Linked DNA regions of Homo sapiens: region 1 is linked to region 2. The links are chromatin loops, found by intact Hi-C in ENCODE. Cell type or tissue: B cell. All regions are shown on one strand. Links, peaks and the distances in the headings refer to the core of each region. The heading gives the core; the rest is flanking DNA. Region 1 holds the start of ZNF599 (zinc finger protein 599). Region 2 holds the start of ZNF30 (zinc finger protein 30).

Region 1 (5,376 bases), core at 117-5,116, 150 kb before region 2:
TCGGGTCCAGGATCTATGGGTGTAACCCCTGTACTCCTCCATCACCACAGTGAATCCACAGTGACAAGGGCTAAAAATACTTCCTACAATTTTTACAGTTAAAACAATTTCAGCCACTCCTGAAAATATTGCCAGAGGTATGGAAGGAAGAGCAGAGCCTTCCTTTGCCTCATAGAAGAGGCACCTGAAGAGGTGCCAACTGCCTAGGGCTTGGGAGAGCTCAAACAAAGTTTCCCTGCCCTCAGGCAGCTGGGACTTGTAGACTCCCTGGAATATCCCACAATGAGCGCCAACCTGTTCTTTTTCTTCCTGAGCCACGGTTAGCACATTTCCCTTAGGTACAGGTAACACAAGTGGCCAAGGGCAATGCAGGCTGTGGCTCTAAGAACCTGGCAGCTGCCTTAAGCACCACGTCTGTCCTGGGTGAGAATGGGATGTTGGCATGATGATCATCAGATGATCACACAAGACACGTCAGCAGGTGACAAGCCTTGGTGTCACTCTATGTCTCCTCATGCCTCTGCCTTTGTCCATGCAGTTCCCTTTGCCGGGAAGGTTCCCCAAAGACCCCTTCATTCCAATGTCCACCTGCTAGAGAGAGGCCTGCACCTTCCCCTTGCAAAGTGTACTTCAGCTGTCGCCCCCAGGGATCTCCAATCCACTGTGGGTGAAATATTGGTTAAAAATGTAAGCTTCTGGCTGGGCACGTCGGCTCATGCCAGTAAGTACTTTGAGAGGCCAAAGTGGGAAGACTGTTTGAGTTCAGGAGTTCGAGGCCAGCCTGGGCAACACAGTGAGCCCATCTCTACAAAAAATAAAAAAAATTAGCTGGGTGTGGTGGCACACACCGATAATCCTAGCTACTCAGGAGGCTCAGTGGGGAGGATTGCTAGTGAGCTGCGATGGGGCCACTGCACTCCAGTGTGAGCAACAGAGCTAGACCCTCTTTCAAAAAAAATAAATAAATAAAAAATGTAGGCTTTTATGCTCGACATACTGGATTGTTTCTGTTACTTATGAGCTATGCAACCTTGGGTAGTTAATCTGAGTCTCCGGTTCCTCTTCTGTAAAGAAAGGAAAATGAAAGAATTTTACTCTGAGAAGAAGGGCGTTAAATAAGGTAATACACAGAAACTGCCTCTCAGCACATTATCAATGCGCTCAGTGAAGACCAGCTACTATTTGTTGCTGTTAGTATTTTTCCTATTTGCTCCTGTCGCACCCTAGGAGAGCTCAATGCAGCACACATCCAGGAGCAGCCTTGCAGAGATCTGGCGACAATGTGACAGAGAAAATCGTCCAATGAGCTTGGCATGTGCAGGAGAGAAGAATGGCAGGGGGAGTGTCCTGGTGGATTGGGCAGTGACTTTGCAGCCATGGTGGGGTATGGGGTGGGGTTGGGTTAGATGAAATCTAAGTAGGATGGGAGCCCCAGAGGATAGAATCTCATTCATTAATCACTTATCGACTAAGTGGTACAGGCCCAGAACAGAATAGTTTTGGGCCTGGGGATGAAAAACAGAACAGAAGCTGACATTCTGGGGTTGGGGGACAGATCCTCAGCAATAAACAATCAAGATAAAGTCAGAAGACTCTAGAAAACAACACAAGAGTGAGAAGACCACAAAGACTGGGAGAGACTTTACATGATGCAACCAGGGAAGCTCTCTCTGAAGAGACCCTGGAACAAGGTTAGATTGAAGTTAGAGAACAGACCAGGTGAGGAAAAATGAATAGACAACTCCTGAAGGTGATCAGAGCTACGAGGAGTAAACAGTGTGACATGCTGGAGAGTAACTTGGGGCCTTATGTGCTCACACTCCAAGAGACATACATTCATGTACACTGTCATTAATGAATATTGTGCTGGATTTGCTTTTCAAATACAAGAGCATGTGTTAAACAGAAGCACGGATTCACTGCTGTTAGGCGGCAAGCCAGATTCATTTGTAATAAACAGACGGCATCTGCAAAGATAAATCCAATGAGCTTCTTGTCTTCTAGCCTCCTGCCAAAAATGCTGCTCCCGCCTCACCTCTTGCCCTCGAGGCTCTCATTCCCTCTCCCAGCTTTTGGTAGGGCCAGACTTCCGCTGGAATGATCCCCTAAAACAACAGCAGGACCTAGAGAGTCCTTCTTCAAAGACGGCACCTAGAGTGATGCTCTCCGAGCAGTGAAAGACAGGACCCACGTCACAAGCGTACCCTCTCCAGCTCCCTCCACAGAGAAAATTACTGAGACTCGCATTTTAGACCCGAGGGAATGGAGGCCGAGGGCAGCGAGGCGACAGCTCCAGGTTAGAGCCAGAGACAGGGACCTCTCCTTACAACTCCTGTCCTGGATTCAGGACCCTGGGTAGGAAGTGATTAGCCCTGCCCTCTCACCTCACCCTCTCCCGGGATCTCCATAACCTAGGGCATCAAAAGGGAGAAGCACAGAGTCCCGGCATCCGCCGTATTACAGCGGATGGGTGCATGCGGGCGGTGACCCGAGCTCGCGCGGGCTGCGGAACCCTCCACTCACCAACGCCGGCGCCGCCATGGGCCCAGGGGGCTGGGTGAGGCCGTGAGAGTCGGCGAGGAAGCCGGTCCTGCGGGCTCGGCCGACCCCGGGCTCCGGCTCTGGGCTGCGAGGGACCTCAGTCCCCGCCGTCGTGTAAAATGCACACAAGGTTCGCGGCGCCGCCTCTGCGCGCCGTGAGGACACAGGGCTGTCGCCAAGGCCCCAGGAAGGGTTTTGCAGACGCTTGTGGGGGTGGGATCGCGGCTGACATAAAAGCGTGTAAGTGGGTCCTATCCTCCTCACTGTCCGTCTCTACTCGGTCTCGAAAAGTGGCCCCTGTCTGGCGTTCTACCCAGTGTAGCGTTGGCAACCACAGCAGCCGCAACCTAACGGCGGACGAAGACTGGACGCCGGAAGTCCCGCCCACGCCGCTACGGGAACGCCCCTCTGCGCCTTCCGTCTATGGCTTGGGGTCGGCTTCCGTCCCTTGTAGCACTGCCTTCTGGGTAATGTAGTTTGACGGAATCCGGGTGGTACCTGGAGCGCACTTTCTGTTCTCGGTGAGGCGGCTTCTCAAGGCTCCCAAGAAAGGGATTGGCTTCACCTCTTCTTAAAGGAGAGGCACACAGAGTTCCGTGGAAATTATCTGAGGCAATGACCCACTCTCAAATGTCTCTACCAGGCAACTCACGCCTTGACTTTCCTCCCTGTGTATCCCTGCGCCAGCAGTTCATCTCTCTGAGCCTTGAGATGGAGATTCCTAAGGAAAATGAAGATAATTATTTAATATGATAATATTAAAATTTCCCCTATCAGTAATTTTCAGATGACATCAGCATTACCTGCGAATTTGTTACCAATGCAAGTTCTTAGTCCCCACCCACTGAATCAGGTACTCTGGGGGGTGGGACCCAGCCCTCTGCTTAACTTGTCCAGGAAAAGTGGATGCTGCAAAACATTTGAGAACCAGACTCTTTAAATTCCAGTAAATAAATGAGACAAAGCCACCTGTTTGGTGGGAAGTAACTAAGAATTGCTTAGCACTGGGCCTGGAACATACCGATAAGAACATAAGAGCTATTGCTGTCATTATTAATATTCTGTATTATTGGCAACATCATCACAATACACTGCTAGGGGAGGGTCTGAGATACTTCTTTGCAGACTCTGATATTTGTCAAAACAAATACGTTGACTGATTCAACAGGAGCCTCATGAATACTGTTTAAATTTTACATAATAATACGTTGCAGCATTTGGCGTATGCATCTTTTTAAAACGGTATATGCAGGAGGGTTTCCTAATATACAGGTAGACCTATTGCCCAAGGGATACTTTCTTACATGATTCAAAACTTAGGATCACTGAGACTAATTACCTGCAGCCCTAAGGGAAGAGTGGAGTTGACATGGTTTCTAGTTTGTGATGTAAGATGGCGTGTCACTGTTCATCTCTAATTCACAGCAACCAGGATCTGACCCCTCCCCATCTGCCCCTCCAGCCCCCAGGGAAGCCAGAACCAGGCACAAACCAGATGGCCCAGCTTATGCCCAGCAACTCAGGGTCACCAGATCTTGTCTCATCAAGACACTTTCAGCCCACCACCCAAACCTGTAGCCCACATGAAGAGGGCAATAATCCTGGACACTGTGAAAAGTAAAAGCATTACATCCAAAGAGGCATCCCCAGGATGGAGCAGAAATAAGAAAACATAATGAAGACACAATTTTGCAATCACTTCTGCCTATATTCCATGGCCTACAAACCACTCAAATAGCTCCACATGTAAGAGAAGCCAGGATGTGCTGTCCTCCAGAGCATCCAGAAAGAGATAATGGGACTGATAAGTCCTTGGCCATTTTCTAGTAAAATCTATTAATTTAGTCATCAGATTTCCATTCTATTATTTATCCTATACATTCTACACTCTCACATGCTTCTTAATGCGAGAAGCCAAAATCTGCATGCAGTCTCTGACCTCATCTGAATGTTAAGATCTCAGGGTGATATGTTATGCATCTAGTCCAGATTTTGGGTGGGGATGCAGCCAAACCATATAATATTATGGGGCCTGTTGGGAGGTGACTGGATCGTGAGGGTAGATTTCTCATGAATGATTTGATGCCATCCCCTTGGTGCTATTCTTGAGATAATGAGTTTTCTCAAGATCTGACTGTTTAAAAGTGTGTGGCATCTTCCCCTCACTCTCTCTTGCTCCTGCTCTCACCATGTGCTACACTGGCTCCCCCTTTGCCTTGCACCATGATTGGAAGCTTCCTGAGGCCTCACCAGAAATTGAGCAGATGCTAGTGCTATGCTTCCTGTACAGCCTGCAGAACTGTGAGCCAAGTAAACCTCTTTTCTTTGTAAATTACCCAGTCTGGGGTATTCCTTCGTAAATTACCCAGTCTCAGGTTTTCCTTTACAGCAAAGCAAGAACAACCTAACACATTTACCAACTTATGAATGGATAAACAAAATGTGATATATCCTTATAACAGATTATTCAGCCATAAGAAAAGACTGCAGTGCTGATATACAATACAGCATGGAGGAACACTGAAAACATGTAAGTGAAAAAATCAGCTACAAAATAACCACACAGTATATAATTCCATGTATATGAAGTGTGCAGGATAGGCAACTCTATAGAGGTTGAAGGTAGATTAGTGATTGCTTAGGGATGGTGGGTAGTGGTGGGACAGCCGATTGATATCTAAGGGATATGGAGTTTCTTTGTGAAGTGATGAAATGTTTTAAGAATAACTGTGGGGGATAGTTGCACATATATTTAAATATGTTAAAACCACTGAATTATGTATTTTGAACGTGTGATTTATATGGTAAGTGAATTATATCTCATGAAGGCTTTTT
Region 2 (5,376 bases), core at 326-5,325:
CTGAAATCTCCAATTTACCTCTGACGATTAAACACCTAGACCCTCACTATAGTCACACAAGTCTTCACTCAAAACACAAGGGCATAGCAGTAAGATTGCGATCCTTAGCTGTCATCTATGGAGTGATCACTTTTGAGGGGCACTTTTTGAATAAATCATTTCAAAATCATTTCAAAAATTTTCTCAAAAAAAAAACCCTATGATTTAAAAATTTCTTTGACATTCTAAGTATTCTACTAATCTATTTTATTTCTACCCACCATGGAACCCACATTTCCCTCTGCAAAATACAAATTTCTATTGTATTCACCCCTCACCCCTGAACATAAATTTATCCTCCCAAACAAATTTCTGCCCAGATGACATTTTGACGGCTATTTACACATCCCCATCTCAGAGAGCACATTGTACATAATTTGGCCCTTAATGCAGCCTCTATGAAAAGTCCTTTAATCAGGGGACTAGATGAGTCCTTATTTGTCTTGAATGTCTCTAGTTCCTCCAGGACAGAAGTGATCAGTGACCACAGCCAGTTCAGGAATCACAGGATATTGCAAATTTGTCTCCGATTGACATGAATTGGGTGGATTCTCACTCCAGGTCTATCACCTTCTTATTTGTTAATGAAATATTTGTCTTCAGACATTGTAATAGATACCCAATGAGTTTCAGAGGGTTTGAAAATGAACACTTTAGACATGAATAGCCTATATGGTGAACTTACAGAGGCAAAGCGACTGGTCAACAAACAGCTGCTCTACCAAAAAAGCCTGGAGTTACAAAGCAGATGAACATTTTTGCAGAGCTGGAAACTAATTCCAATAAGGCTAAAAACTTGCTACTGCTGGTAGGGAAAATCCTAACTATTGACAGTCAAATGCTTTTGATGCGAGGCTACTTAGGTTGATGTTGATAAGAGAAAAGTTCCCTTGTCCCCCTGGCAGGGCGTGCGATGGGGGTGTGGCTCGCTTCTTCAGTGTCCCGCTGCTCAAACCTCCAGGGGAGTATACAGACGGGCGGGCTGTGGGGCTCTGACCCCATGGCAGTGTCTAGGGGTGAATGTTTATAGCTGAAGCCCCAGTGGGCGTGTTACAGGATGCTCTTTAGCTGTCCGCAGGCGGCTTATGTTAGTCAATTCAATTAGATCCCTGCGTTATCGCAAGGACAGAGGGCTTTCATATCCCGGGGTTCCTGTCTTGGTGTACCAGAAGAATCAGATCACACATGGGCTTGGAGGATGACTGCAGGGTTTTGAGTGGAAGTAGCTCTCAACAGTTGGGGGAGCCAGAAGGGAAATGGTTTTCCCCTGGAATCGGGCTGCTCCGCAGCACCGGCTCTCCTTGGACTGCCCCAGCCAAACTCCGCGTCCTTCTGGTGGGTGGCCTGCCCGCGTGCCAGCGTCTGTCATGTCTTCTTCCGCCAACATGTTCCTCTGGATGTCCAGCGGCTTGTGTGTCTGCTTGCTAGGGTCTCAGAGTATTTATAGGGACAGGATGGGGGCGGGAACAGGATGGGGGCGTGGCAGGCCAGGGTGGTCTTGGGAAACGCAACATTTGGGCAGGAAAACAAAAATGCCTGCCCTCACCTAGGTCAGTTGGCACAGGGCCAGGGGTGGAGCCCTAGCCAGGGACCACACCCTCCTGTACCCAGCACCTCCCTTTCCCCCTTCCATATCATTTAAAGGGACCCCGCCCTTCCCTCCCCAGCACTCCCCTTCCCCACCTCCTTATCAATGTCATCACCCTGGACTGACTCCAGGAATCACTGTAATGTGGGCTTAATAAGAACAGAGCTCGGCTGGCCGCGGTGGCTCACCCTGTCATCCCAGCACTTTGGGAGGCTGAGGCGGGTGGATCGCTTGAGCCCAGGAGTTCGAGACTAGCCTGGGCAAGATGGCAAAACCCCATTTCTACAAAAAATATACAAAAATTAGCCAGGTGTAGTGGCGCGCCCCTGTAGTCTCAGCTACTCTGGAGGCCGAGGTGGGAGAATCACTTGAACCTGGGAGGCAGAGGTTACAGTAAGCCGAGATAGCGCCACTGCATTCCAGTCTGAGCGACAGAGGGAGACCCTGTCTCAAAACAAAACAAAAACAAAACAAACAAAAAGCGGAGCTGACAGTCAAGGTGAATTTCACGTTTGCCTGTATTCAGTTTTAGCATTACATAAACCAAAAGAAGAATGCCATAAAGGCTACAGGCAGCTAATACAGAGAGGTGTTACTGGAAAAGGAACCAGAAAGAGTAAATATCTCCTAAACGTATGATGGGACAGAAAGATAAATGCCTATTACATATAGTTAATATCTGTTTGATTAGCCTTATTTACATTCTCCTTTTAAAAGGTCTTACATTTAGCATCTTAGATAGAACCCACAAAATTTAAATATTTAATAGAAACTTAAAATTCCTGTATCAGAGGACAGAAATATATTTTTCTCACACGTGATTAGTCTAATTGCCACTATTAATCCTATTAATATTCTGTTAAATAATAGCATTTCTGTAGCGAAAAGCAAACAGTACGGAAAGATAATTTCAAACACCTAGTTTTCATATTTTTGTGTTAAAGTAATAACATATTTTGGTATAGATTATCATTTTTTGTTTGTTTTTGTTTTTGCTTTTTCTGACCTGGTGTGTTAATGCCCTGGGTTGGCCCTCTAAGAAGCTGGCCACCTACTTCGGGCCTCAGGTGTCAGACGCCCCAGCTTCGAGGTCTATGGCTCCCAGCAACTCGAGCGCCTGCGCCTGCGCATTCTCAGCCGGACGGGAGCGCCCAGAAGTCTCCGGGCGCCGGTGGGCGGCCTTGTGGACTGCGCCGGGCATGCTCGGCGGTGTGACGGCTCAGGACTGCATTTCCCAGAGGCTGCAGCTATCCGGCCAATGTAGCCTGAAACTACATTTCTCAGCGGCCACTGGAACGACCTCAATCTCTGCCTCCTCGCCAGTTCATTGTGGTCGTTGACCCGGCAGCGAGCTTTGGAGTTCATCGAGGGAGAAGTCAGCGCCCAGCTCCGAGGTTGGAGCAGCCCCGCCGGGCAACTTGAATTTCTGCAAACGAACACAGCACCGGGAGCTCTGCAGACCTGTGTCGGCGCGGAACCCGGACTGAGACATGCGTGAGCGTTGGGTGGACCGGGCGAGGATCCCGGGCCGGCGAGTGCGGGAGCGGCAGGGCAGGGAGGGTGCGTCGGCCGGGGCCGGTGTGCATCCGCGAAGACTGGGTGCATGGCCTCCATGCGAACCTGAGCTATTAATATTTGTTACTATTTTGGATAAAATCACTGTAATTGATTTATGTAAAGGAGCAAAAGACTCTTCAACTCTCAGTTTAAAAAGGAAACGATAGTTATGATACCTTTTGCATGCAGCGGGAAGAAATGGGATTGCCAGGAAGCCTCTTCTTGTTTGGAAAAAACTGTATAAAGTATTTACACCTTTTAAAGATGAGAGCAATGTCATCTGAAAATTATCAGTGCAGGGAAAAGGACTTCAAAGGATCTGTTGTGCAGATTACTTAACTAATGACAAAATTATGTAAGAAAGGAGAGCAAGATGACAGCTGTAAACATTTCCATCAATCTCCATATTGCACAGAAATAGGACCCAGCTTTTTCTTAAGGTTCTTCAATTTTGCATTATCCCACAGCAGTAGCTCTCTCTCTCTAGCTGCTAGGGGACAGAGGAAATTGAAATGTCAGAGAATCTTTTCTGTTGGTTTTTTATTTGTTTGTTTTTAAAGAAGAGTTGCTCTTAATTTTTTAGTTAGAATTAAAAGAAAGCATGCCAGAGAAACTTACGTTTTAAGTAAAAAGTGGAAACAGGTCGGGTGCCATGGCTCATGCCTGTAATCCCAGCACTTTGGGAAGCTGAGGCGGGTGGATTGCCTGAGCTCAGGAGTTCGAGACCACCAACATGGCAACATGGTGAAACCCCGTCTCTACTAAAAATATAAAAATTAGCCAGGCATGGTGGCGTGCGCTTGTAGTCACAGCTACTTGAGAGGCGGAGGTGGGAGAAGTGCTTGAAGCTGGGAGGCGGCGGAGGTTGCAGTGAGTGGAGATGGCACCACCGCAATCCAGCCTGGGCGACAGAGCGAGATCCCTTCTCTAAAAAAAAAAAAATATATATATATATATATATATATATATATATATAGATAGATAGATAGATAGATACATAAATTAAATTAAGTGGAAACAAGTGTTTAATTAAAATGAAATAAAGGATGTATAATGTTTACGTAATAACTCCAATGCAGTAGTGCCCCCTTAATCGGCAGTTTCACTTTCTTCACTTTGTTACCCTCAGTCAACCATGATCTGAAAATAGGTGATTTTGGTACAATAAGATATTTTGAGAGAGAGGGGCCATGTTCACATAACTTTTATTACAGTATGCTATTATAGTTGTTCTATTTTATTATTAGTTATTGCTATTACTCAATTATGGTGGCCGGGTGCGGTGGCTCACGCCTGTAATCCCAGCACTTTGGGATACTGAGATGGGTGGATCAATTGAGGTCAGGAGTTCGAGACCAGCCTGGCCAACATGGTGAAACCCTGTCTCTAGTAAAAATACAAAAATTAGCCAGGCGTGGTGGTGGGCACCTGTAATCCCAGCTACTTGGGAGGCTCCCAGGAGGTGGAGGTTGCAGTGAGCCAAGATCACACCACTGCACTCCAGCCTGGGCAACAGAGTGAGACCCTGTCTCAAACAAACAAACAAACAGAAAAATAAAAATCTCTTATGGTGCCTAATTTATAAATTAAACTTAATCATAGGTGTGTATGTATAAGAAAAAACATAGTATATATGGGGTTCCGTCAGACATCTACTGAGGATCTTAGAGTGTATCTCCCCCCTGTGGATAAGAGGGAGCTACCATAGTAAGAGCTAACTCGGCTGCGCGCGGTGGCTCACGCCTGTAATCCCAGCACTTTGGGAGGCTGAGGCGGGCGGATCACGAAGTCAGGAGATGGAGACCATCCTGGCCAACATGGTGAAATTCCGTCTCTACTAAAAATACAAAACTTAGCTGGGCGTGACTATGCGCCTGTAGTCCTAGCTACTCGGGAGGGAGGCAGAGGCAGGAGAATCACTTGAATCTGGGTGGCGTAGGTTGCCGTGAGCCAAGATGGCGCCACTGCACTCACTCCAGCCTGGGTGACAGGGCGAGACTCCGTCTCAAAAAATAAAACAAAACAAAACAAAACAAAAGAGCCAACTCATGTTAAGCAAGTATTCTATTAACTTTTGGGGTGGGTTTTCTTATTCTTCAGGACAACCACATGTTGGAGCTGATACTCCTATTACTATTTTAGTGATGAGAAAACTGAGCCATATTAGTAACTGCCTGATCATTTTCTCCTAT

Evidence for each region. A loop is a pair of places that touch in the nucleus more often than their neighbours do. Peaks named below come from ENCODE experiments on the same cell type or tissue, not always from the same donor. Only the 100,000 strongest peaks of a DNase experiment are listed, where the experiment ranks them.
Region 1: it touches region 2 in a loop (37-fold over the local background); 15 of 110 quality-filtered maps call a loop at or near these places.

What each region holds. Positions count from the first base shown.
Region 1 is chr19:34,770,301-34,775,676 of GRCh38, forward strand. ZNF599 (zinc finger protein 599) reads right to left here and starts at 2,915. Exons shown (of 4, transcript NM_001007248.3): 1 at 2,524-2,915. The coding sequence starts at 2,541. It overlaps LOC124904696 (a long non-coding RNA gene), which reads left to right and starts at 3,047. Exons shown (of 2, transcript XR_007067234.1): 1 at 3,047-3,394; 2 at 3,967-4,389. RefSeq lists a silencer at 2,566-2,625 and an enhancer at 2,736-2,845. In B cell, for the core only: no CTCF peak of the experiment used is centred there; a DNase peak (open chromatin) is centred at 2,941; H3K4me3 peaks cover 1,340 bases; H3K27ac peaks cover 765 bases; H3K27me3 peaks cover 381 bases.
Region 2 is chr19:34,924,096-34,929,471 of GRCh38, forward strand. It overlaps ZNF30 (zinc finger protein 30), which reads left to right and starts at 2,808. Exons shown (of 5, transcript NM_194325.3): 1 at 2,808-3,121. It overlaps ZNF30-AS1 (ZNF30 antisense RNA 1), which reads right to left and starts at 2,731. Exons shown (of 3, transcript NR_110749.1): 1 at 2,634-2,731. In B cell, for the core only: no CTCF peak of the experiment used is centred there; a DNase peak (open chromatin) is centred at 2,776; H3K4me3 peaks cover 1,133 bases; H3K27ac peaks cover 862 bases.